3 separate regions of the Mus musculus genome follow, and all the other regions are linked to region 1. A link is a loop called in an ENCODE intact Hi-C map of the cell type or tissue named here. Cell type or tissue: heart. All regions are shown on one strand.

Region 1 (8,000 bases):
AGATTCTGGGGATGGGGAGTCCCTGGAGGGGAAGGGTAGAGAGAGAACACACGAGGCCTGCAGAAGCAAGCCCATTCTCCATCCCAGCAACAATGCTAGATCCCAAGCTAGTGGAGGCCAGGATTCAGTCAGGCCTCCAACCCAGGAGTGCAGGCACTAGGGGAACTGGACTCAGTACTATGTGTGTGCAGAGCACGACGGTGAGGCATCTGCTCGACTATGTGCAGTGCAGGGTATCTTCTAAAGCCTGTTATCCAGGACTCCAGCCTTGAGAGGGAGGTTGGTGAGCATCCTAGGAGACTGTGAAAGAGAAAGGAAAACGGGCGAGGTGATGCTGCTACTGTTAAGGGAGATGATGATGATGATGGTGGTACTACTGCTGCTGCTACTGCTGCTGCTGTTGTTGCTGCTGCTGATGACAATAGTGGTAATGAAAGAATGGTGACGATAGAAATGGTGGTGATAATGGTATTTATGATGATTGTGACACACATGGTGGTGACAATAGAAATAGTAGAGATGATAGTGATGATGATGGTGATTTTTAAAACAATGCATGAGATAAGGTATTCTCTGCTCTAGTGCTGACATCCTGATTCCTCAGCCCCCTCCCCCTTCCCTCCCTGCCCCCTTCTCTACCTTCTTCTCCACTTTCTCCTCTTCTTTCTAGTCTTTCCCACTGAAAGGAAAGGGAGGCTAGAGGGGGAGGAGAGGCGGAAGAAGGAGAAACTGGGCCTCTGAAAGGGGATAATGAGCACTCCAGGGATGTGATTTGATCTTGGCCCGCCCACCAGTCTGAGATCTGGAGGCAAGTCCAGGCGAAATTTTCACCACCATTGCAGATCTGCTGGGGGACAGGGGGTAGGGAGGGCAGAATCCAGACTCTGAGGACTCCTCCAGGGACCCTGACTCTGGCCTATGAATAAAGAGAAGGAAAATAGGCTGGGAACCTCCCCAGGACTAGAGAGGTCTAAGCAGGCTGGCAGGATAGAGGAATATTTAGAAAAAGCTAACCTTCAACCCTGTATTTAAGCAAAATGGTAGCCTCCTTGAATTGCTGTCTCTTCTTCCATGCCAGCCTTGTCTATTTCAGGGCACCTACAAGGGTCACCTCCAAGAAGTCTTCCTCACATCCCGCAAGCAGGGCTACAGATGTCTCCATAAATCTTACCCTTGTCGGGTGGAAGGGGTCACAACTCAACTACACTGACTTCACCCCATCCTTTTCCCATGCCACTTACTCCTACAAAACCATTACATCTCTCATCTCTCAACTCTCAAGCTACCTGGGCTCATCATCCCAAGGCCTTTGTACACTGACTGGCCTGGCTTATGCTAGGTTCTTCCCTGATCTGATCTGTCCCCTACTGGTCTGTCAACGGCTGTGCTAAAACACTGTAGGTGCTCAGAACAGGCATTACTGTGACTCCTAAGTCTAGGTCAGGGCTGATGATGGCTAGTTAGATTGTATGTGTAAAAGATGAACAGGAAGGAGTGACCAATGACCTATCTAAAGTAGAGATGCCTGATGGAGAGGGCCAGAGAGCATTAGAAGAGGGCCTGATGCAGTTGCTAGGTAGCCCAGACAACAAGCAGTGACTTCCAGTCTTGGTATCAAATCAAAAGTCAGGAGCTCAGCTTTTCCAGGCCCTGTGCTAGCCTCAAGCTCGATGTCCCTAACTGGGAAGTAGACACGATGGTTCACTGTTCCTGTACACCAGGTTGAATTGGACAGCGGTCAGGAAAAGGTGAGGCTAAGCAGCCCAGGGATAAGAGTCAGCCCAATCCACAGACCAGGCAATGGTTTATTAGCCACAATGGATGGAGAAGCCCTCTTCACAGAGCCTTGTTTTAATATAAGCTGTACTGGGTATGAGTGAGACTAGAGCTCAAGTTTCTTGTAGATTGGAGGAGGGTTCTTTTGGTTGTGGGTACAGTATGATTTGCGAGCTGGAGTCATCAAGTCTTCCAGTTCCTGCCTTTCTCACTGAAATCTACATCCATATATATGTGTTTCACACACACACACACACACACACACACACACACACACACACACACACACGTACACACCTTTGTAGAAGTAGAGGAAGATGAGCAACAGTTCAAACATCTCAGTTTCTCTATTTGTGGTCACCTCCCAAGGTACATCTACCATTATAGTTACCATAGCTTGACTGCTACAGGGAAGGGGCCTTGTGTTCTCCATGGACCATGGCCCCTGCCTGCCATCACCACATCCTTAAACCCCAGGTCTATCTTTTCTCACCAATGGCTGCCTGAATCTCACCCCACCTCATCTAGGATTGTCTCCAGCTTAGACACCCTTCCTGAACTGAATAATTGATTGGTCAGTTATTCTCCCCATTTAAGATGCCGTGGAAATCTTCCCAGAAACATTTTATGCTCTCTCGCCTCTCTCTCCCTTCACTTTGCCTCACACTCCCTCTGCTACCAAGTGAGGAATCCTGAGTATGATCTGAAGGAGCAATGCCTGAGAGTTGGGATTCAGCTCCATACTAGAGGCCTCGAGCAGGTCTGACTTCCTATGGTTCATTTCACTCATGACATAAGAGAGAACTTGGCATTCTGCCTTTCCTCTGCAGTTATCACCAAGATAGAACCGTCTATTGAAAGCCAGATTTTAAACAGGGCATGGTGGCACATGCTTGTAATAATAGCCCATGGGAGGTAAAGGCCTGAGAATCAGGCATTTAATATCATTCTTGGCTACATAGTGAGTTTGAGGCTAGCCTGAGCTACATTAAGACCCTGTCTTAGAAACCAAAAATAAATAAATAAATAAATAAATAAACATATAAAATAAATAAATTATACGCAGTATTGATTCAAAGAAGCCATTAAAATGCTCTTCAAGGTGTCCTGTGCCATTTGAGCATGCTCTGAGGATTCATATGAAGAAATGATAAAACAGCAACTCGTTGTGTTGCCATCATAATTGTATGTAGGTTGCAGTTTCTAGAACTCTCTCCCATTTCACAGACACATTAAGAATCTCTGTGAAAACACTGGGTGCCTACGAGTTCCTACATTTCTGTGTGTGCGCTTGTGCGTGCATGTGCATGTACGTGTGTACGTGTGTATGTGTGTGAGTGTGTGTGTGTGTGTGTGTGTGTGTGTGTGTGTACATGTGTCTAGACAACAAAAAAGTAACAAGGTCAACAAAGTACAGGTGATGATGAAGGCTGGTCATGGAGGGGACGGTGTCATTGTTTCAACCTTAGGAGATTCAAAATCTCATTTGAATATTTGTCTCACAATCATTATATTTCAAGTTTATATATGTTAAGTTACATATATAAACTTGTAAGCACAATATAAGTTAATGTAAGCACATATAATTTAATTATATCATGAGTTGTATATATATTCATTATAAAATATGTAATTATACATAATATAGTATATGTTATATGTTATGTAATGTACATTATTGGTAGGCATAGAAAGAAATATGAAGAATGACAGTGAATTATTATAATATTAGTATTATTATTTTGGATTTTTCAAAGTAGAGTTTCTTTGTATAGCCCTGGCTGACCTGGTACTACTCTGTAGACCAGGCTGGCCTCCATCTCAGAGATCCACCTGCCTCTGCCTCCCAAGTACTAAGATTAAGCTCATTACCCTGCCTTATTGTGGTTTTATTAAAATTCTCTGAAAGTACTGAAACCATTTTTACCCTACATAGAAACCCTGAGATGGGTGTAGCCAGGATGTGGCTGCTATAACTCCAGCCCTTGGTCTTTTTCACACTCTCGTCTCCTTAGGAGGAAGGGCCTAGAGCTGGTACCAATCATGTACCGTTGTACCTGGAGGTTAGTAGAGGCTCTAAGTGCACTGTCCTTTCCCTTTGAGATGGCATGCTGATAGCCCAGAACTCATGATCCTTCTGTCTCTGCCTCTCGGGGGCTAGGATCACAGTCCTGTCTACCCTGTCTTGCCTCTTTGTACATTGGAGGAATGATTAAATTAGTGCTTATCGTTTGGAAAGATCCTCAACTCTTGCCCCTTTTATCCTCTCCATACAAAATTGCCTTGTCCAGCCAGTGACTCCCCAAATGCAGTAAAATGGATGGGTAGAAAACTGCAGTCTTCCACGGCCCTTGTTCTTACCCTCTAGCCAGCTAGAGTGAAAATTCGGGGCAACTTCACTCCCTGAAAATCCTCTTGAACAAAGCCTGGGGGAGGGGGGAATCCAATGCTGTGTTGTAAAGTGAAAGGGTCTCCCACGCATGCCTGGCCCAGGTCTGCAAGGCTGAGAGCTAAGATCCTCCCATACAGTAGTCTAGGGGACCTGGTGTCCTGAAGTTCCCAGGAGGCACTGAAAAAGTGGCACCTTCCCTGGCATGGTCCTTTGGACCAGAAATATGGCAGCAAAACAGTGGGACCCCTAGGTTCCTGTGGTGCAAGCCACTGCCTGGGCCCAGACCTACCCTATCTCCTATCTCCCACAGAGCCTCTCTTTTCAGCAGCTGCTTCTAGGCCCAGAGACTCCTCAGCATCCCCAGACATTAGGGGGTGATCTACCATTTCTGCCTCGACACTGACCTCTGGTGGAGCATCTAAGCACAGTCGCCCAAAGGCTTCAGCCAGGCTTTCCCCACCCACACCACTCACTACTGTTCCCTGAGCATTGCCCAAGTCTGTTCTCACACCTGTGGGCACTCAGGTGATTTCCCCTTTCTGGAGTTCTAGATCCAGCCATTCTCTCCTCTTCCGGGGCCCTTTGGAATTAGGGATCATCTCTGTTGTGATGCAATCCTGCAGTGGCCCATGCTTTGCCTCTTAAGGGACAAGGTACCTGGTAGAGACGTAGTGTGTAGGTATGGTGGGAAGATGGGAGAATAAATAAATGAACATGGGTGGATGAGGGTATGTATGGTGCAGCTAGCAATGACAACCACTGTGGAGGGACCCCAGAGTCAGAAGGACTGGTGGGCACTTAGACCAACATGTTGCTTCAGCTCTGAGTCTTTGTTTCTTCCACTGGGTATGGAAATAACACTAGTGCCTCTCATTAGGTTGATGACGGGCCACTGCCACCCTTTCTAAAATGAGGATGAGAGTTCTGATAGAACTACAGTCCCCATTGCCCAGCCCTGGCAGTGGTAAGGGTGTCACATGAGATCCCCCCACTTCCCTGTGTCCTCTCGACACTCATGCCCTGAGAAAAGAGACTAGCATGTCACCCATCACTGGGTGACCTAAAGGGTTCTCTCCACCCAGGCAAGGTCCTCTATTCTGATCCTATGTTCCTAGTGAGTACCTTTTTTAAAATGGTGTGATCGTACTGTGTGAAGCCCCAAGGATCACTTAGTTTCTGGGTTCATCTAGAGCGCTGGACCATGCTGTCCCACCCTTAGCCACTGCTCACCTGTAAACAGCATATTACAGATGCGTATGCAGGCTTTCCCATGGCACTGGTACAAACGCATATGCAGGCTTTCCCACAATGCTGCTACAAGCATTTATGAGCTTCCCTACAGTGATAGACTTTTCTTCTCAATTTCAATCAGCTTTAGCATTCCTGTAAGTTTGACAGCAGGGATCAAAAAATACTTTACCCTGCTTACCCATATTGTTCCTTTTGTCCAGAAGTATGGGAATCTTAGGGACATTGCTAGCAAGCTATGCCTTTCTTTTTCTCTGTTTTCAGGTACTTTAACAAACTCTCAAGGGCTAAGATGAATTTCAAATCATCACTTAACAGCATTTTGCCCTGAGGGGTGAAAGAAAGATATGTCCCAAAGCCATGTCTGGTAGCTCTCTGTAGGACACTTGGAGGTACTTCATACTAGGCGTAAAGAATGTTAAAGCAGAAAGATGACCCGAGGCTCTGTTCTGACCCTGTCCTCCATCCAGTGTTCTCAAGTCATTGTTCCTACCCTCTTAAGAATCACAAGCACTACAGGCCGACTCGTGCCTGTCTAGAAGAATCCAGAGTCCAAGTGTGATCAGGGCCTCTGTGTTGATGGTTGCTGCCTTCAGAACTATCTAGAAGAGCCTTGATGCCCTGTATCCCCTCCAGCAGCCTATGAATGGCTCTCTGGAGACAACGCTGGGCATCAGTGTACTAGGACTGTCAAGGTGATTCTGGTGGGGAAGAAAATCCAGGGAGTTCTGCTGGGCTGTGCTTCTAACGATTCCTGAGCAGGGATTGAAGGTCTCAGAGTGAGCAGAGACAGACAGGCAGGCCTGCAGCCATGTAGCTGGGCAGGCCAGCTCTCACTGAGCGTGTGCTGTGCATGCGGTTTGGGAGGCATCTTGGGCACGCCACTCTCTTCTTGTCATCCTGTTAACACTGTGGCATCTGCAGAATTCAGTGCCAGAAGCACATTGTAAAAGGAGTTTTATGTGAACCACGTCAATTTGGAAGGACCAAGGAGCTTTTATTCTTATTTCTCTTTTCCTTTCTCAGTCCTTCCTACTCAGCCTTCTCCTTACTTGATGGTTTATTTTTCTCTTTTCTTCCTTCTTAAGGATACTACAGGGTCCCAGGGTACTGTGTCTGCACAGATGCATCTGTCTAGTTTGGGGTAGGCGCATTGACTGCTTGTGTTGTGACAGCCAGGGCTCTCTTAGAAGAGGGCAGGGATCCTGTAGGGACAGAAAGGACAGAATCCCAAGAAAAGTATGGGTGCAGAAAAGGGCTTGTAATGCTCTAAGACAATGTTCCTCCCAAGCAAGGTGCTTCTGGGAAATTCTATGTCACCTTAAAGTGCACACGGGGCTGCTCCTCCCTTTGAGTCACCAGGAAATTCCTCCCATCCTCTCAGTGCACCCAGGGCCCTGCTCCCAGATCTTGTGAGGCTAAGCTTTGCCAGCTATTGGGCTTGCCTGCATGCCTGTTGCTTCCACGGGGATGTCTACAGACTTACAATTTGTATTCTGAGTCCAAGGTTCACCAGGTCTTGTTCTATTTGGCCACCAGAGGCCCCAGGAGAAGTCCTCCCCATGGTTTTTTCACAAAAGCAAATGAGTTATTTACTTAAAAGCTTTAGAGAAGGTGCTGAGAAACTGGCTCTGTAGTCTGTAGTAATGGGCACTCACTTCTCTTCCAGAGGACCAGAGTTTGGTTCCTAGAATCTGTGTCCAGCAGATCATGACCCCTCTATGATTCTAGCTGGAGGGGATCCGATACCCTCCTCTCATCTGTATGAGCATATGAACACACGTAGCATACACACAGACACACTGACACACACACATATATATATATATATATATATACATATACACACACTAATAATTGTTGTTGTTGTTATTATTATTATTATTATTATATAAAACATTTTTTCCTAAACCTTAGGGCAGAGAAGAACTTGATCCCTTCCCCTGACTCCTTAGGTGACCTTCTACAGACCAATTGGCAGATCACTTAAGACTCTCTAAGGGCCCCAGTTCCTCACCACTCTGAGGAAAATCAGCAGGCCCACTTTGTAATTTGTTAGACAATATGTGAGCTGGTGTATATTCACGTGCTGCAGGGAACCCTCCATAAATATTAGCTGTAGAGATCTCAGAAACCTGTGTGTTTACTCATACCACAAAACAGGGGAGTGGCAAGAAGGTAATCCTGCCCTTAAGAGTTCAAAGTTCACTTGAGGATATAGATTGAACTCATCATTTCTGCTGATAGGGGCTTACTGACACCTACTATGTGCCCAGCTCCTTCTGCCTGGTTGAGGCAGATGTCTCTTGCCATGTCTGTTGCACTACACACCTTGGGCTGGTTGGTCCATGGCTTCAGAGCAATCCTCCTCTCTCTTGCGTCCATCTCATTATCGGAGCTATAGGATTAGAACTGCGTGCTGCCATGTCTGTCTTTTACACGTGGATTCTAAGGGGTGGAATTCAGGTCATCAGATTTTTACTGGCTAAGCCATTTCACCAGCTCCTGAGCACCTCTTGGTTGCCTTCCGAGATGGTTCTTGAGTGAGTACCTTTTAGCTAGTTTCTTCCATCAGGAAATTCTC
Region 2 (8,000 bases), 1.3 Mb after region 1:
CACTGAGCTACAGCAGACTTCCTCAACATCTTGGAAGCCTAGGTAATTTGGTGAAGGGCTGCCAACCCTGGATCATCTATTCCTCGCAGGTCAGAGAGACTTCCACAGGGACACAGAGCAGTCCTCTGGACAAGGCTTACAATAAGTAACCGTTGCTTGTGTCGGGTCCAAAGGAAATTGTCCTGGCCCTCATTCCGGGGCCCCATTCCCTTCTCCCAAAGGAGCCATTTCCTCAACACTGTCAGAAGGGACCAAAGGTTGTCTTTGGTCCCATTAATATACCAAAGTGCATGCTGGCCTTCAGGCTCACTCAGTATCACGAGTACCTGTGGCTCCCCCTGTCCCCTACCCTAAAATTCTCCAGCTCACTGCTGTTCTCTCTCAGATTCTCATTCCCATATAACTCTGCTATTCTGCCATGAGTGCCCTCCCTCCCTTCCTCCTCCTCCTCTCCCTCCTCCTCCTCCTTCCTCCCCCTCAGCCCTCCCTTTGCCTCTCCTTGGCTACAATAAAAACCTTCCCCTCAAGCACACTCTGGAGTGGTTGGCTACGTTCTCCATTTATAAATCTGGTGCTGAAAGCCTCAGTTTATATACACTTGCATCTCAGCTCAGTAAAGCCCAGTGGCAAGAGCAGCACTACAGGCACCCCAGCCCTGGCCTCTCACACTGGAATAGAGCAAGCAGCCCCCTGAAACCAGGCAGCAACACGACCATCTATTTGCTGCCACTGCCTCTGTCATGTTCCAGCAGGCCTCTACTGCATAGTCCTAAGAGCATGCAGCTTCCAGTTGCCTCCAAGATATGGGCAGAGCCTTCCTTCCTAAAGTAGTGGTTCAAAATCTTCTGGGGCAGGATTTAGTGGGTATCCTAGATCCTTGAAAAGGTGCCTAAGCATCCTTTGTTCCAAAGGCAGGCAAAAGAGTCAAGATCCACAGTGCAGGACACTGCCTCCTAAAGACTGTGACCCTTATAGCAAGAGCTGGATCCTGGGAGTTTCAGAGATCGAGACCCAACTCTTCACTTCCACATGCACTCTCCACCCAGACTTAAGACATTTCTCAAGTCTAGAAGACCCTCCATTTCTTAACCCAAGGGAGGAGAAGACACTTGCCCCAGCATCCAGTGGTAGAAGGAGGCAGACATATAGTGCCTTGCCTAGTGGCTTGCTCAGTTGGGCACGAGAAGACAGCAGTGCCAGGCTTTCTAATCCCTCCACCTACATTTGTGGAATTGCACTAAGAGTGAGAAGTTCAGGCCTCCATCACCTCTGGAAGTAGGCAAATGGAAACCTTCCCTGTCTAATCTTCCAGGCCCATGGAAGCTTCCCTAAATACCCTATAGCTTCCCACAGGTTCACAGCTCTAGGTGTTCAATTCCCTCCTTCTCCAGGCAACACCAAGAATGAATGGGAAGGCTGTATAAAGAATCAGAAGCCTGTGCATCCACAGACCCTCTCCCTCCCCGGCACTGCCTCTGCTGTAGGCACTGTACTCACAGTCAGAAAAGTACAAAATAGCTGGCTAAGGGGGCCAAGAAGACTTTGCAGGAGGCAAACACTGAAATAATCTAGGGAACACTTTCTAGCAAGAAATGCAAAGAGGAAGTGGACTGTGACAAATAGTCCAGTCCCAGACCATGGTAAGACAGGCCAGGCACATCAGTGGTGGGGATGGTTGGACATGGGAGACACTTGAGCAAGAAGCACAGAGCACTCTATGCTCTGCACACTCTGGACAGGTTCTTAGGTCCAGAAGCAGAATCAGACAGTGACTGGTGTAAAGCCAACATAACCTCTACATGGACATGACAAAAGACCAGGGGTCCAGGGGCAGTCATAGGTCAAAAATCCAGAAGTTGCTAAAGGACAGGTCAGCAGAGCTCCACTCAGGTGGAGTGGCCTGAGCCATGCCCTATGCCTATGGGCAGAATCTGGCACAGTTCTGTGATGAGCAGAAGAGAAGGGCATTAGAGAAGACTAGGCAGGTAGAGCGGGAAGGCAGGAGGGCTGCAGCAACTGAATCCCAGGGGAAAGAACCATGCAGGGCCACAGCACTATGTAGCAGCGAGCTCTCGGATCAAAATATTTCATCCATCAGAGAAGCTCCCTAAGACAGAAAGAAACATCTCAAACTGCTTCAGGAAGTCCCTACAATTATCCAGATTCAAGAGCCCACACCCACCCTTCCAGCCTGCTGAGAGTCACTCTCAGACAAGCCAAGACAAGGGTTCACCCAGAAGAGTCTTAGTCAAGCCCACATGCTGCAGCAGAAACCAGCCAGCTGCCTGGAAGAGGTCTAGACCACCTGAGCCACCTGGAAAGGACTCTCCAACCCGCTGAGCGGCCTGCAGGCTGTACAGTGTGCTCCAGGTTTTCTACTTTTATGAGGTGGGCTTTGGTGGTGCAGCTCTGGCTTTGAGTCATTTCTGCTCCTATAAGTAACCGGAATAAAACTTACTGGTTCACCAAGTTGGACTTTGTTGGTATCCAAACTTTGGTCTCCCTATCTAGGGTGAGTTGGTGTGTGTGTGTTGTGTCTGTATAGGAAAAAGTCTGACATACAACACACATCCTTACTACATGGTGCCCAAGGCTGAGCTCAGTCGGATGCCTACTGGTGTCTCTTCCCGGAGGAACTCTAGGCAGTCCAAGCATGACAAACAGGGCTCTGGCAGGCTTTGCCCTTCTCCCTCATTCTCTTTGCCTTGCTAAAAACTATTAGATTGGATTCCCAAAGCCTGTTCCCTTCTTTGGCCCCTTCTTCCTCCTGAGGCTAACTACCAAGGTCCAGCTCTCAGAGTACTGAAGTAATCAAAAGCCCCTTTGGCTCACCTAATTAGCATGCCCAGTTAAAATTAAACACCTCATCCTAACTCAGGGGCTCCCTTTTACGTTTATAAACTGCCGTTTGCCTATGGGCCACATCAGTATCCTCTATCCAGAGGCAGTCCTTTGTCCTCTAAGACAAATACTCCTTCCTTCTCTCCCCTGGTCTTGTCCCCTTCTCCCTCTTCTTCCATCTCCTGCCTTTGTCTCTTATTCTCTGTCCTTTGTTCCTCTGGGCAAACAGATCTCCTTTGTGCTGAGGACAGTCTTGGGGTGTCCTAGTCTGCTATCTTTTCCTAATGTTCCCTGAGTTGTTAGGAGGGGGAAAAAAAAAGCAACGAAAAGGCAGCAAAAAGAAACAGAGCCATCACTCACTTTCCCAAGGAGAAATGTGTGCTGGTCAGAAGGCCACCTGCAGACTCTCAAATGCAACTCAGAACTATCCTCATCAAGTGTCCAGCAACTGTCACAAGCAACTGTGTCATAAGGCACAGAGCTGAAGGAAGTACAGTCGAAAACTCCAGGAGAACACAGTGTGTCTTCAAGAAGACCTGGAAACTACTGTGTGTTCTTCCATAGGAATGTTTAACAAGAGCAGTGGGGAGTTTCACAGTTCTCTTTTCAGGGAATGACCCCAGTAATAGGAAACTTTGGGGGCTCAGAAGCCACTTTCACAAGCTTCACATATTGATTTCTGCAGGCTGAAAAATGTTTTTCAAAAACACCAGCTGTTCCTCATCACAACAGGGGAAAAAACTCTTTTCCCAGTTCCTCTTACTATTGAAATGCAGAATAAAATAAATAAATGTTGGATACATATTCTAAATGTTATTTTAACTTGCCAGGGTTCAGAGGAGAGAGAGAAAACACTTATTTTGCTTTCATCTAATTGTTTTAACAAGCTCTGGAGTCAAGGTCAATTTCTGAAATGTCACTGAAGTGCTCTTTACAGTGCATGTGCTGGAAGAATTATGTGACTATTTTCCGATTGTAATGTTGTGCTTGGTAGCCTAGGGAGCACCGTGCAGTATGTTGAGCTCAGCCCGAGGCAGCTGGGCATAAGGGCACTTCTACAGACTTGAGAGGCGTCCACCCAGACCAGAGGTGGGGAAAACAACGAGGCTCTACCTTCCCGTTAGGTATCTGTGAAATTGAAGACCTTTTAGGCCACGGGGATCAGTGACGGATGAGGATGTTTTCCACGGGGCTTATTACTATGTATACTGATAATCCTGTGAGGAGGACGGTGCCTGCCTGCCTTGCTACAGTCACTGCCTAATTATCACAGAATGTACTGCCAACAGTACGAAGCTTGCAGAGGAACTTTGATTTCTTACTAAGGTACAGGAAACCCTCCCTGCCAGAGGCCTGGGGAAAGAGTGTGCTCTGTCCCCCTAAGGCAGAGATAACAGGGATTTCTAAGGCAGGAATGTGGTAGCTCAGGACACAGCCTGAAAGAGCAGATCTTGCTCCTTACCTCCCCCCAACGGGGACACTGGATAAACACCTTGGCTAGACTTAAATTCCTCAGGGACTAAATTAGAAAAGGAGCTTAAATGCCCAGTTCTTTTTTAACCAATCTTACAGAAACACATACTGTGTTGTTCAGTTTACACAGCATTCTCAGAATGACAAAATCACAGATTTGGAGACTAGATCAGTGGGCAAGTGTTGGGAGACCAATGTGGGTAAAAGAGCAGCAACAGGTGAGCTTTGAGGGAACAGGGCAACTCTGCCACCTGCTGGCAATATGGCTGACAAATCTATACAGGCAACAAGTGACTGAACCACAGGGCACACTGGGAATCTTGATACTCCTTGGCTCTGTGTGAGGGGTGGGGACATGGGGCCGTTTTGCACTGTCTTTGCAACTCCAAAGCACAATGTTTAATTTTAAGGGGTTTTTAGACTTTGAATTGCAAGACCCTATCTTCTCTGTAGACCTTATATTTTTAAATAATTCATTAACTAAATAATATTTATTAAGAATTTCTTTACATTAATGTATTGGTTTTGTGTGTGTGTGTGTGTGTGTCCTTACTTCTCAAGTTATGGAGAAATACAATTTCCAAATTATAACTTTAAAATATGTAGACTGAATGAAAGCACACCAGAAACAAAAATATACAGAAGTATATTTTCATCATTGGAGGACATGATGACAGTTGTCTACGCTAGTATAAAAAAGAGTAGAAAAGAAATGCAAAAGACATTAGAGAGTAAATGATAAACTGTGGGAAATAATTTAAGTACATAGGACAGTCCAGATGCAGAGTGAGTTAATCATATGAATGAGGACTACCCCAGCCATCTACGAACACAAATAGCCAATAACCTAGCCATGTACATAGAGAATCCATTCCTCATGAGTGGCCACAGATTGAAAGTTTTAAAGCCTGCTTTGCATGAGAACAGCAGGATAACTACTGACTCAGTGGAGGCCAAGAGGACAAAGGCAAGGTGGACACAGTCTCAGCTGGAAGGGAGCAGGGAGACCTGAGGTGGCAGGTCATTCTGACAACAGCCACATGTGCTGAAATGTAAAGCGGTCCTTCTTCACCCCCAAACCATGTGATGAGGCCTGTACCGAAGTCAAAATAACATGCAAAGACTAATGATAAAACTGCATGTTAAATACTACATTAAAACAGTACTAGCCTGGTGGTGGTGGCACACGCCTTTAATCCCAGCACTTGGGAGGCAGAGGCAGGCAGATTTCTGAGTTCGAGGCCAGCCTGGTTCTACAAAGTGAGTTCCAGGACAGGCAAGGCTATACAGAGAAACCCTGTCTCAAAAACAAGCAAAGAAACAAAAACAAACAAACAAAAAACAGTACTAATGCCCCGGGACTATAGAACTATGCAAAAATGTCATATGGCTTTTAAAAATGACAACAGTTGACATTTGCTAATTGTTTGGGGTTGTGACACCTAGCAAAACAGTCACAAGTATCATATACAGGCTGTCAATATTTTTCAAAATGGAAGTAGTAGTGATACATTCCTTTAATTCCAGCAGTACAGAGGCTTACAAAAAACAGATCTCGAACAACAATATGAACTAACCAGTACCCTGGAGCTCTTGACTCTAGCTGCATATGTATCAAAAGATGGCCTAGTCGGCCATCACTGGAAAGAGAGGCCCATTGGACATGCAAACTTTATATGCCCCAGTACAGGGGAACGCCAAGGCCAAAAAGGGGGAGTGGGTGGGTAGGGGAGTGGGGGTGGGTGGCTATGGGGGACTTTTGGTATCACATAGGAAATGTAAATGAGCTAAATACCCAATAAAAAATGGAAAAAAAAAAACAGATCTCTTTGAATTCAAGGCTACCCTGGTCTACATAGCTATCTCCAGGCCAGTCAGAACTATCATCACATTGAGCAATCTTCTCTCCTAAGGCATACCACCTACTATGTCTTTCTCTTGAGGTTGACAACTAAATGAGACACTCACGGAACACTGAGAATCACCCTGGCAATAGAAGAGGTACTGGGAAACAGATTGTTTGATAGTGAAAAAAATACAGTTTTAAAATGTATACCTGGAAACATACTGTTTTATAAGCTTACTTAACATACTTATACACACACGCACACACAGGACAGAACACTGTCAATAGAACAAAATGGCAGCCTACAGATTGGGAAAGGATTTTCACAAACCCTACATCTGACAGAGAGCTAATATCCAAAATTTATAAAGAACTTGAGACAACAACAACCAAAATAACTCAATTTAAAAATGGGGTACAAAGCTAAACAGAGAATTGTCAACAGAGGAAAATCTCAGGTGGCTGAGAAACACTTAAATAAATGTTCAAAGTATTTAGTCATCAGGGAAATACAAACCAAAACAACTCTGAGATTCCATCTTACACCTGTCGGAATGGCTAAGACCAAAAACTCATGTAATAGCATATGGTGTAGAGGATGTGGAACAAGGGGAACACTCCTCCATTGCTGGTGGGAGTACAAACTTGTACAACCACATTCGAAACCAATTTGGCAGTTTCTCAGAAAACTGGAAATAGTTCTACCTCAAAACCCAGCTATACCATTCCTGAACATATACCCAAAAGATGTCTCACCATCCCACAAGGATATGTGCTCCAGTATGTTCATAGCAGCCTTATTCGTAATATCCAGAAAGTGGAGACAATCTAAGATACCCCTCAACTGAAGAATACATTTTAAAAATATGATACATCTGCACAATGGAATAGTATTCAGCTATTAAAAAACAACCATCATTAATTTTGTAGGCAAATGGATTAGACTTAAGGCCATTCGATAAGAGGGAATGCCTGATACTGTACACCTGGCTACTTATCCCTTGCTTGAGAGCTTACAGACCCTAAAGGAGAAACCACTACGACCATGTCCCTAAATCAATATATCTTCTTGCTATATTCTATACACTTGTTTTTATATCCATGGGAAAGTGTAGCTCTCACCCCTCATCAAAGAAGCTTCATTTTGCAGCAGTTGGAGGCTGCTATTGAGATGTACAACTGATCAAAAATGCAAAGAACAAGTGACCTTGAGGTGCTCACCCTCAGTTACATATCTACAGTACAACTATAGAAGATGGGGACGAAATAAGGGATGGGAAGAGGCAAAGGACCAGGATGCCTGCTGCAAGCAGTATCTTTTAGACATGATAGACATGCCGCACCTGTGAAATCTCAAAACTACGGTTGCCTAAAACAACATTCATAATTACCATACCAGGTGACGAGCCAAGAGGATGGTGGAAATGTTCCAAGCCTCACTCCTAAGTGAAGAGCTATAGGCAGTTAGGAAACATTTAGAGGGGGAAAATCAACTTTCTCCAGAGACCTCCAAATAGCTTATCCAGTCTCAAGTGGTCAGCCCCAAACCTATATATATGTATATATGGGTATATATATATATGTATATATATATATATATATATACACACACACACACATATATATACATACACACACACACACACACACACACACAAACACAAATACCACGTGTACATGTATATAACAATAATAATTATACAAGATGAGGGCATGAGCCCCAAGACAGAGGTGAGGGAAGAGTTGAAAAAGAGAGAAGGAAGTGTAAAAATGATGCAAATATCATATACTCATGTATGAAATTCTCAAAACAATAAAAAGTTGTAAAGATATGGCTCAG
Region 3 (8,000 bases), 75 kb before region 1:
GTATGGAATTGTAAGCTGAATAAACCCTTTCCTCCCCAACTTGCTTCTTGGTCATGATGTTTGTGCAGGAATAGAAACCCTAACTAAGACACTTCCTATATTTCTTCAAAATAACAATAATTTATACTTGCTTTCATCTGACAGATTTGAAGGTCATGATAGGAAATATACTTCAAAGATAGAACAAACATGGAGGTGCAAAAGTATGCATATTCTTCTTGTAGAGTCCATCATAACCTTAGCAAGAGACTGCAGGATTGCCCAGGGTAGCAACTGAAGTAAGGATCTGCTTGAGTGAGGAGCTCAGAAGCTGTCAGTGCCCTCATCCTGGTGGGAGCTGGGCTCAGACCATGAGATAAGGAAGTGAGCTGTGCCATGGAAGTGCCAAGTCCATCTGAACACATAGACTATGGGAACAGGATGTCTCAAACAGGAACTGGAAGCTACAGTCACAGGCTGCAATTCAGTGGCTCAACAGACAGCTGCGGAGATGAAAAGAGTCTCCCTCAAACATTCATTCTGTCTCCTGTAGCATGTAGAGACCCCTGTTAGAGCAATGTATTGTCTCTACCCACTCTAGCTAACTTCTGACTCTCTGTCCAGCATCACCTCCAGTGATGGCCATTGCAGATGTGAACTATTCTAACAGGTTCCCAGCTTCTTATTCTATATTCCCAAGGCCTATTTTCCCATCAAACCATGTTCTACATATATATTTCCTAGGGCAGGCTAGGTCTTGCATCTTGAACCATAGTGTTCAAGCAGCTCTCAGATCCAACTGTAAAACAAAGAAAATGTATGTCTTCTACAAAGCTACCCATAAGTGACATGAAGCTAGGCCTTCCTAGAAATGTATTAAAAACTGAAGAGTGACAGGAAGTGTTGAACCATAGTTTACCCTCTCCCCTGCCAGCTGTGGACCCAGCTGTCCCCTTCTCCCCATAGTCTCAGGGACCACTGGATGGCTGGTCTCAGGAATGAATGATAGGGACAAGCAAGTCCTCTTTACGATGGGGTGCCGACCCCACCTCAGCAATCATTAAGGTGGCATTTTTCAAGGGTGATACCTTGGTCTGGCAAGTTAGTAATTTTTAACTGCCATGCACTTAAATGGATTCTGACAGTCAGAAAGCAATGGAGTCAATTAAACATGACATATTTAACAGATGGCAAAAGGTGTTTTGTCAAGACTTTGAGACATAGAGAAAATGAGATAGGTGCAAATCCGTTCCAGAGGGGCAAAGCCCACACCAATCATGTCTATTTCCAAACAAAAGGAATGTCCAGGAAGGGGTCACTGGGGTCCTTGAGGTTTTTGTTGGAGACTGTCCCCTCACCCAGACCTTGCTCCTATGGGTTTTTGTTCCATCTCACTACTTGTTTCCCTGTGGAGTGGCCATCAATGGCCTTAGCCATACCATTTACTTGTGGCTTTATTCATGTGACATGTGCAAATGTCTGCTGTCCTATGGTAAGAATCAGTCATACTGTAGGGTAGAATCAGCTTTTAAAATATGTCCTAAATGCCTCTCTAATTGCAACTGCAATGACAGTTCATGAAGACAATGACACTGTTGAAATTATAAGGAGATGGTAAACTCTACAACTGGCCCTTTATAAGTGGTGGGAGCAGGGAGCTTTAGGAATTGACAAAGTTTAAATATCTATGTAATCTTGGGGTGTGGGCAGGTAATAGGGTGAAGAGTTGGAACAGACTGCCTATGAATCTCACCTGGATCCTGTCATTCATTGGAGCACTGCGTTGTCATGGAAAAGCACACTGGAATCAGAATACTTGGATCTCAGTCTCTTCTACTGGGTACCAGGAAGCTATTAAACATCTTTAATGTTCTTTCTGAATCTATGGAAATTTTACACACATATGCACACACAAACACACACATGCATACACACACACACACACACACACACAGAGTTGTTCTTCTTCTTTTTCTTTCCTTTACAATTTACCAAATTGCTGGGTGCTGATTTGTCTCACCTGGAAAAGCCTGCCCTTATCAATTTCTTATCTCTGTCTCTCCACCTGCCCTAAATTTCGTGGCTAGTCCCAACTAGCCCCTGTGAAACATCTCTAGCTGCCCTCCTGTAGTAGTGGCCACAGGCCCCAGCTCCTCTCGAGATCTCACATAGTTGCTGTGTTCTTCCTCCAAAGCATGGAAGAAAAACCCCTCTCCTTCCTTGCATCTTCCCTTTCCTCCTGGGACCAGAAAGTCCTAAGGAGGATCTGGGGTCTTTAGAAGAGGTTCTATAGCTAATGGAACTGAGCAGAGTACAGAGAGGTTGTAAACCATTGCCAAGAGACTTCACAGGACAGTGTTCTGTCCTTGTGTCCTTCCCAGTCTGCAGTCATGAATCTTCTTTACAGAGCCCCATGTAAGTCTGGCCTCCATCATTCACTCCTGATTGACACAGGGGAAGAAAGATCTCATATCATCTCCCCGCTCTCTGACAACCCCTGCAAGCCTCTTCCTTATTGGCTGCCACCTGTCAGCCATTCATAATGAGAATAAGAATTCATGAAGCTCTGTGCTAAGATGGGGCTGTTGTTAGTGGGAGGTGGTAGATCATGGGGGAAGCTAAAGGATTTATAACTTGGGCTGTTATTACAAGTCTCCAGATCTCACACACCTTGCCTCCTCCTTCTAAACTGTGTTCTCCCAATCTGAAAAGTGGGTAGGAGTTGCTAATATATAGAGGGTTGTTGTAGGGATCACAGAATAAGAATGTACATAAATTAATGCCCCAGCTCTTAAGAGGCCCCTTATAAAGGCTGAATGCCGTTCACTTTCCACGTGAATATGTGCATATGTACGCACACACATGTACATGTACACTTAGTCTCCTTCAGTTTCTACTTACAAAAGTGCCCTTGGTTTTGGCTTGTATCAGCTACCACTCTGTTCCACAGTAAATCGGTACCATCTGACAGGCAAAGGACACTGAGCAATAGCAAGCCACACCTTAATGCTACCCACCCAAGTTCCATAGCCTAAGTAAAACCAAGAACACTGATTCCAAAGAAGAAGAAAAGAGAAGTGGTCTATATGACTTTGTAGATTCTAGTTTCAAGATGGAAGTTACATTAACTATTGTCAGTACTCATGTTAAGATTTTTGCCAAGACTGAAATGCTTCAGACTTCAGTATGACTCATGGTCCCAGGGATCAAGCAAAGGGATGCCTCTTGGTTAAAGGCATACAAGAGAATGTTAACATTGGATAGGAACTACTTTTGAAAGTCTCTTTGCTACAGTTTCTAGGTCTGTCCCAGGTTCTTCTTGCCTCTCAGAAGCATGCTCAAATTCCAACGTCCATGGAATTCAGTGGCAGGCTCAGGTTTGAGTGTATTTCCAGGAAAAGAAGGATATGAAGCACTGGACACATTCTCTGGCTCTAATCTCTACTCAGAATCCCTGGACCACCCAGGAGTCTGGGCTGGGTTCCTGCCTCAGATGATCCCTCCAGCTCCTCCAGCTCCTCCAGCTCCTCCAGCTCCTCCAGCTCCTCCACCTCCTCTAGCACTAAGGCTATCAAGCAGAATTCTGCTCTTTGTCCCAGTTCACTTCTGCCCTACTCTATAGGCAATGGATGTTTTACATACGGCTGTAGCCCGTGGTATAAAAATCACTTCACTGCTCTGGCTTCAGTAGCCCACATCCCTGAGGCACTCATATTTGGTCATTGCTCAAAGGTCTGCCATGTGCTCAAGCCATTTCAGTCTGGCCAAAATCCCAGAGGACTTCCTGTAGCTATAGAAGCCTGGCCTGCACCCTAGGGCTCATTTGCTTATGGCAACCCCCTCTCACACGGCTGTCATTGACTTATCTTCTGATCTTACTTCTCAACATCTTCTATGCAGAGTTCTCTCCTCCTCCTAGAAAGCCTACTTATGTCCCCATCCATTCTGTTTGTTGGCTCCCTCCTTTAACACATATATAGCATTTTACAGGGATGCTGGGATCTTTAGACCCCAGGTTTTTCTTCAACATTCCTAACCTATCTGCCATCCTTGACACTCCCCAGGAGTAGTTACCTGCCAGTGCCCCTTTCTGCTCATTTTCTCAAAGTCCTCTCAGCTCCTGCCTCTCTGCAGAATTCTCCAGGCATACAGGAGCCCTGCATCCCCTCCCTGGAGTTCTCAGTGTATAAGAATTCTAGCCTTTGTCCTGGTCCCAATAGCAGAGGGTTATCACTCTGGTGTACAGTCTGTACTTCGAAAAACCTTGGATTTCTTCCACAGCTTGAGGACACAAGACTCTTTACATAAAATCAGACTCAAAACACTTTTAGGTGGATCCTTCTTGAAAAGCAAATGGTGGCTGAATTCACTGGAGACCATAACTCAGTGGGAGCTGTCAGTGCTCCTCAGGGTGTTGCACTGCTGTAGAGTCATATATCTGCTTCCTCCCAGCAGGGAGCTGGATCGCACATTGCATTGTGGGAAAGAAACCAATAGCTAATTCCACTCCTGATGATAATTAGCATTCACATACACTGTGTGCTGATTACAGTATAAGGTTTTTTTTGCATCATTGTCTTGTATCTTCTTTGGAGCAGTTGATCACAGGGTTCCATGCCAAGATGGGAACTGACAAAAATAGCAGACTGCACTGGAACCAAAACCTCAGTCTGTCTGTTTCTAAGACAGGGCCTTCCTACTGGATATTGGCCCTGCTTCTCACAGAGACAGGCAGGGACCAAGGCCACTGACAAGCCTGCTAGTGCATAGTGGGTAGAGTGTGATGCTGCAGGTGGCTGCCCGAGATGTGCCTCATGTTTGGCAGCTGTGAGACGTGGGGTGCACAGCTTCCAACTTCCTGACACCTCTAGAGTGAGGATTCATGGGCGGTTCTGATATGATACACAGAAGTGCTGCCTAACTCTTCTGCTCTTTGTCTCCCTCTGAGCTGAGACTGCCACAACCCATGCAACCTGGTGCTGACTGGTGAGGAGGCGGGTGTGGATTTCCCAGGTGTTCCTTCCCTGAGAAGTTAATACATTACAGCAAGAATGCAAGGAAAGGAGAACTAAGGCACAGGAAGGAAATAGAGCAGGCCTCTTGGGACTCTCTTCCTGCATAAGAATATTGATCCTGAAGTCAAGGCCATCAGGGCACGCGCGCACACACACACACACACACACACACACACACACACTATGTGCCTCTGTTGCCTTGCCAGATAATAATTTCCTCAAGAGCGGTGTGAGAGGGAGTCTTCCTGGGCACACTGAAGCCACGATTTCTGAACGGCCCCATCAGAGTGACAGGGTTGGAATGCTGGTCTGCTCCCTTTCCTCTAAGCTCAGGCTTTTTTCCCGGGCTCTGTCCGAGGACCACCAGCTGTAAGGCCTAACAAGTCCCCCCAAATGAGGACAGCCTACTTAACTGCTGACTTTCCACAAAGAACAAGGTTTCAGAAAGACTGATCACAACAAAAAGAGAGAGGAAAGTTCTCTAAGCTATCTTACAGTGTCAGTGAAACCCACGCCTTTACCCACTTCCTCCGAGTATCAAGAAGCCCAGCTATTTATAGCTAGCAGAGATATTGAAAACATCAGAGGCCCACCCTGAAATCCTCATGTTCTCAGGCGTTCCTGTAGGCTACTGGTTCTCAGTCTGTGGGTCATGACCTTTGGAGTGGGGGAGCAATCAAATGACCCTCTCACAGGGGTTGCCGAAAACATCTGCATAGCAGGTATTTACAGTGCACAACAATGGCAGAATTACAGTTATGAAGTAGCAATGTCAATACTTTTATAGCTGGGGGTTACTAAAGCAAGAGGAGCTGTATTAAGGAGTTGCAGCATTAAGAAAGTTGATAACTTCTGCTGGAGCCACTTACCACCACCCCACCCCCTGCACTTAGCAGCACAGAATGCTATGCCGCACTGTGAAGACCTCGAGTGTGAGTACCATTCTGTTACAGGAACATAGCAAGTGGTTTTTAAAAAAACAGGTGGTCACTTGGTGTTACAGAAATAAATCAAGGGTGTAAAACTCACATTCACGACAAGTCACCCACTATGTCACTCATTACCAATGTCACTACACTCCAGGCCCCGGCTGGATGCAAGTTTGATGTGCACCTCTCTTGATTCTCATGAGGAGCCTAGAGGGTCCTCTCTTGTTTGTAAGTGCAGATGCTTACACAAGTCTGTTTTGTATATCTTGCAGGAGGCACCAGCAGGCTGAATTTAGTATATAAAACACAGTAAAAGACAAAACCCCCTGTCTGCTACCTCACACTATCTTGTGTCTGCAGCCCAGGCTCTCTGGCCTTATCTGTACTGTTCAGAGATGTTGGAAAGGGCTTTGGTCATCAGGCTATATATAGCTACTAGGTTTTCAGCCCTCCTCCTGCTCACCCCCTGTGTACTTTCCTGTTCCTCGGATGGGCTTCCTACTGCTTGCTTGGCCTCAGGCTCTGGTCACAGGTCCCTCTAAAGACTAAAAACCAGACATCAATATGGGATAGGTATAACACTCTCCCATCAGGAGCCTCCCAGGTATGTGTGAGAGTCTGCCTCACTGTGGCTGAGTGCTCAGGCCCCTGATGCGCCTCTTATTAACAACAGGCTTTTCAGAGAAGTTGGCCGCTTCTACTAGAGAAATACTCCCAAGTGTACAGTCCTCACACTCATGCTAAGTAGCCTGCAGAGGTTCAGTGACAGGACTGCTGAGTTCTGGGTGCTCCATGTCTCACTGTATGTCTGACTAGGCACCAGCAACTTCTCTGTACCTTATATACCTCTTTGTAAGCTGAAATGATGGTGTCTTCCAGAGGGCCTCTATGTTCACATTCAACTACAACTTAGAATTAGGAAACCTTGCTACTTGAGCTCTCTGCAGAGGAGGTGGCTGTAGTTTGCATAGTGCTTTACCAGAAGTTTTCCAGTCCGCATTCAGAGCTATATCACCCTTGACCTCATTATACTTCTTTAGCTGAACAGCAAGACCGGCACCCTCTCTTCACAGATAAGGAAACCAAGGTTTGCACTGACCTAGTCAAGTTTACACAAGGATGCTGTTCTGTGTAGGTCAACCCTGACATTCATACATGTAGGATATCAAAGGTTCCCATGTGTTTGCGTATGGAAGAAACTATAGAACTCAGCTAAGACCTGAGGGTCCTAAGCAGCAGCCAAAGCTGTACAGACTGTTAGCCTGACCCCTGCTCTTTCTTTTCCAGGGAGGCTCTGCACTGTCCCCGGCTGCAATTATCAGCCCAGAGAGGGCCCAACAGCAAGCTGCAGCCTTGGCAAAGGAGGTTGGATGCCCTACTTCATCCATCCAGGAAGTGGTATCATGTCTCCGCCAGAAGCCTGCCAACATTCTCAATGATGCTCAGACCAAGGTAGGTGCTGGTGTACAGGTTAGGGAGGGACAATCTCTTGTCTTTACAAATGAAAGGCCCAGGTCTAACCAGATGTGATGATGGTCTCCACCAAGATACACACCCAGTGCATGACCAACTAAAGATAAACTTGTCTCCTGAGTCCTAGTCCTTGCAGGAGCCACAGGCTACAAAGAAACATACAAGGCTGCTGCTGAAAGATATGTTTCTCTGTCATTTGGATGTCTTATGTACAACGTGGAGCCTATAATGGAGACACAGTTGAGAGATGAAATGAAATAGAACTTGAGAAGGGTCACACCCCACTAGGACCATAGAGGCACAAGGTCAGGTCACAGACCCTTAGATCAATAGTGGGGCATCCCTTTCTACCAGTAAAGACCTTGCTCTCAGCTTGCAATTCTGGCTGCCTCTGACATTGGTAGAGGATGCAGAAGCAGGCTTGATCCTCATAACAAATCTGGACCCTACGATATGGACTAAGTCTTGTCCTCATCTGCACCTACATAGGCTACACTGTTTAGTGTCACCTGCCACAGACACTAACTTTAAGCCCTTCCTCTTCTTGCCGTTCTTCCTGGAAACCTCTTGTTGCTTCAGCCAACAGGTTCTGGGAGGGTCTCCT

The links. A loop is a pair of places that touch in the nucleus more often than their neighbours do. Peaks named below come from ENCODE experiments on the same cell type or tissue, not always from the same donor. Only the 100,000 strongest peaks of a DNase experiment are listed, where the experiment ranks them.
Region 2: it touches region 1 in a loop (2.5-fold over the local background); 7 of 42 quality-filtered maps call a loop at or near these places.
Region 3: a loop joins it to region 1, with 2.4 times the contacts of the local background. A loop is called at or near these places in 9 of 42 quality-filtered maps.

Annotation. Positions count from the first base shown.
Region 1 is chr15:66,895,298-66,903,297 of GRCm38, forward strand. All of the region lies in intron 1 of Ccn4 (cellular communication network factor 4), which reads left to right. Among named protein-coding and RNA genes, the nearest start is that of Ccn4, 7.9 kb to the left of the region's middle. In heart, CTCF peaks have their summits at 4,587 (motif pointing left) and 4,787; a DNase peak (open chromatin) is centred at 4,574; H3K27ac peaks cover 1,390 bases.
Region 2 is chr15:68,200,733-68,208,732 of GRCm38, forward strand. All of the region lies in intron 3 of Zfat (zinc finger and AT hook domain containing), which reads right to left. Among named protein-coding and RNA genes, the nearest start is that of Zfat, 54 kb to the right of the region's middle. In heart, a CTCF peak has its summit at 4,572 (motif pointing left); no DNase peak of the experiment used is centred here.
Region 3 is chr15:66,820,053-66,828,052 of GRCm38, forward strand. It overlaps Tg (thyroglobulin), which reads left to right. Exons shown (of 48, transcript NM_009375.2): 42 at 7,211-7,375. The region is part of intron 1 of Sla (src-like adaptor); the gene reads right to left. Among named protein-coding and RNA genes, the nearest start is that of Sla, 7.8 kb to the right of the region's middle. RefSeq lists an enhancer at 4,249-7,110. In heart, no CTCF peak of the experiment used is centred here; DNase peaks (open chromatin) are centred at 379 and 4,699; H3K4me3 peaks cover 882 bases; H3K27ac peaks cover 4,970 bases.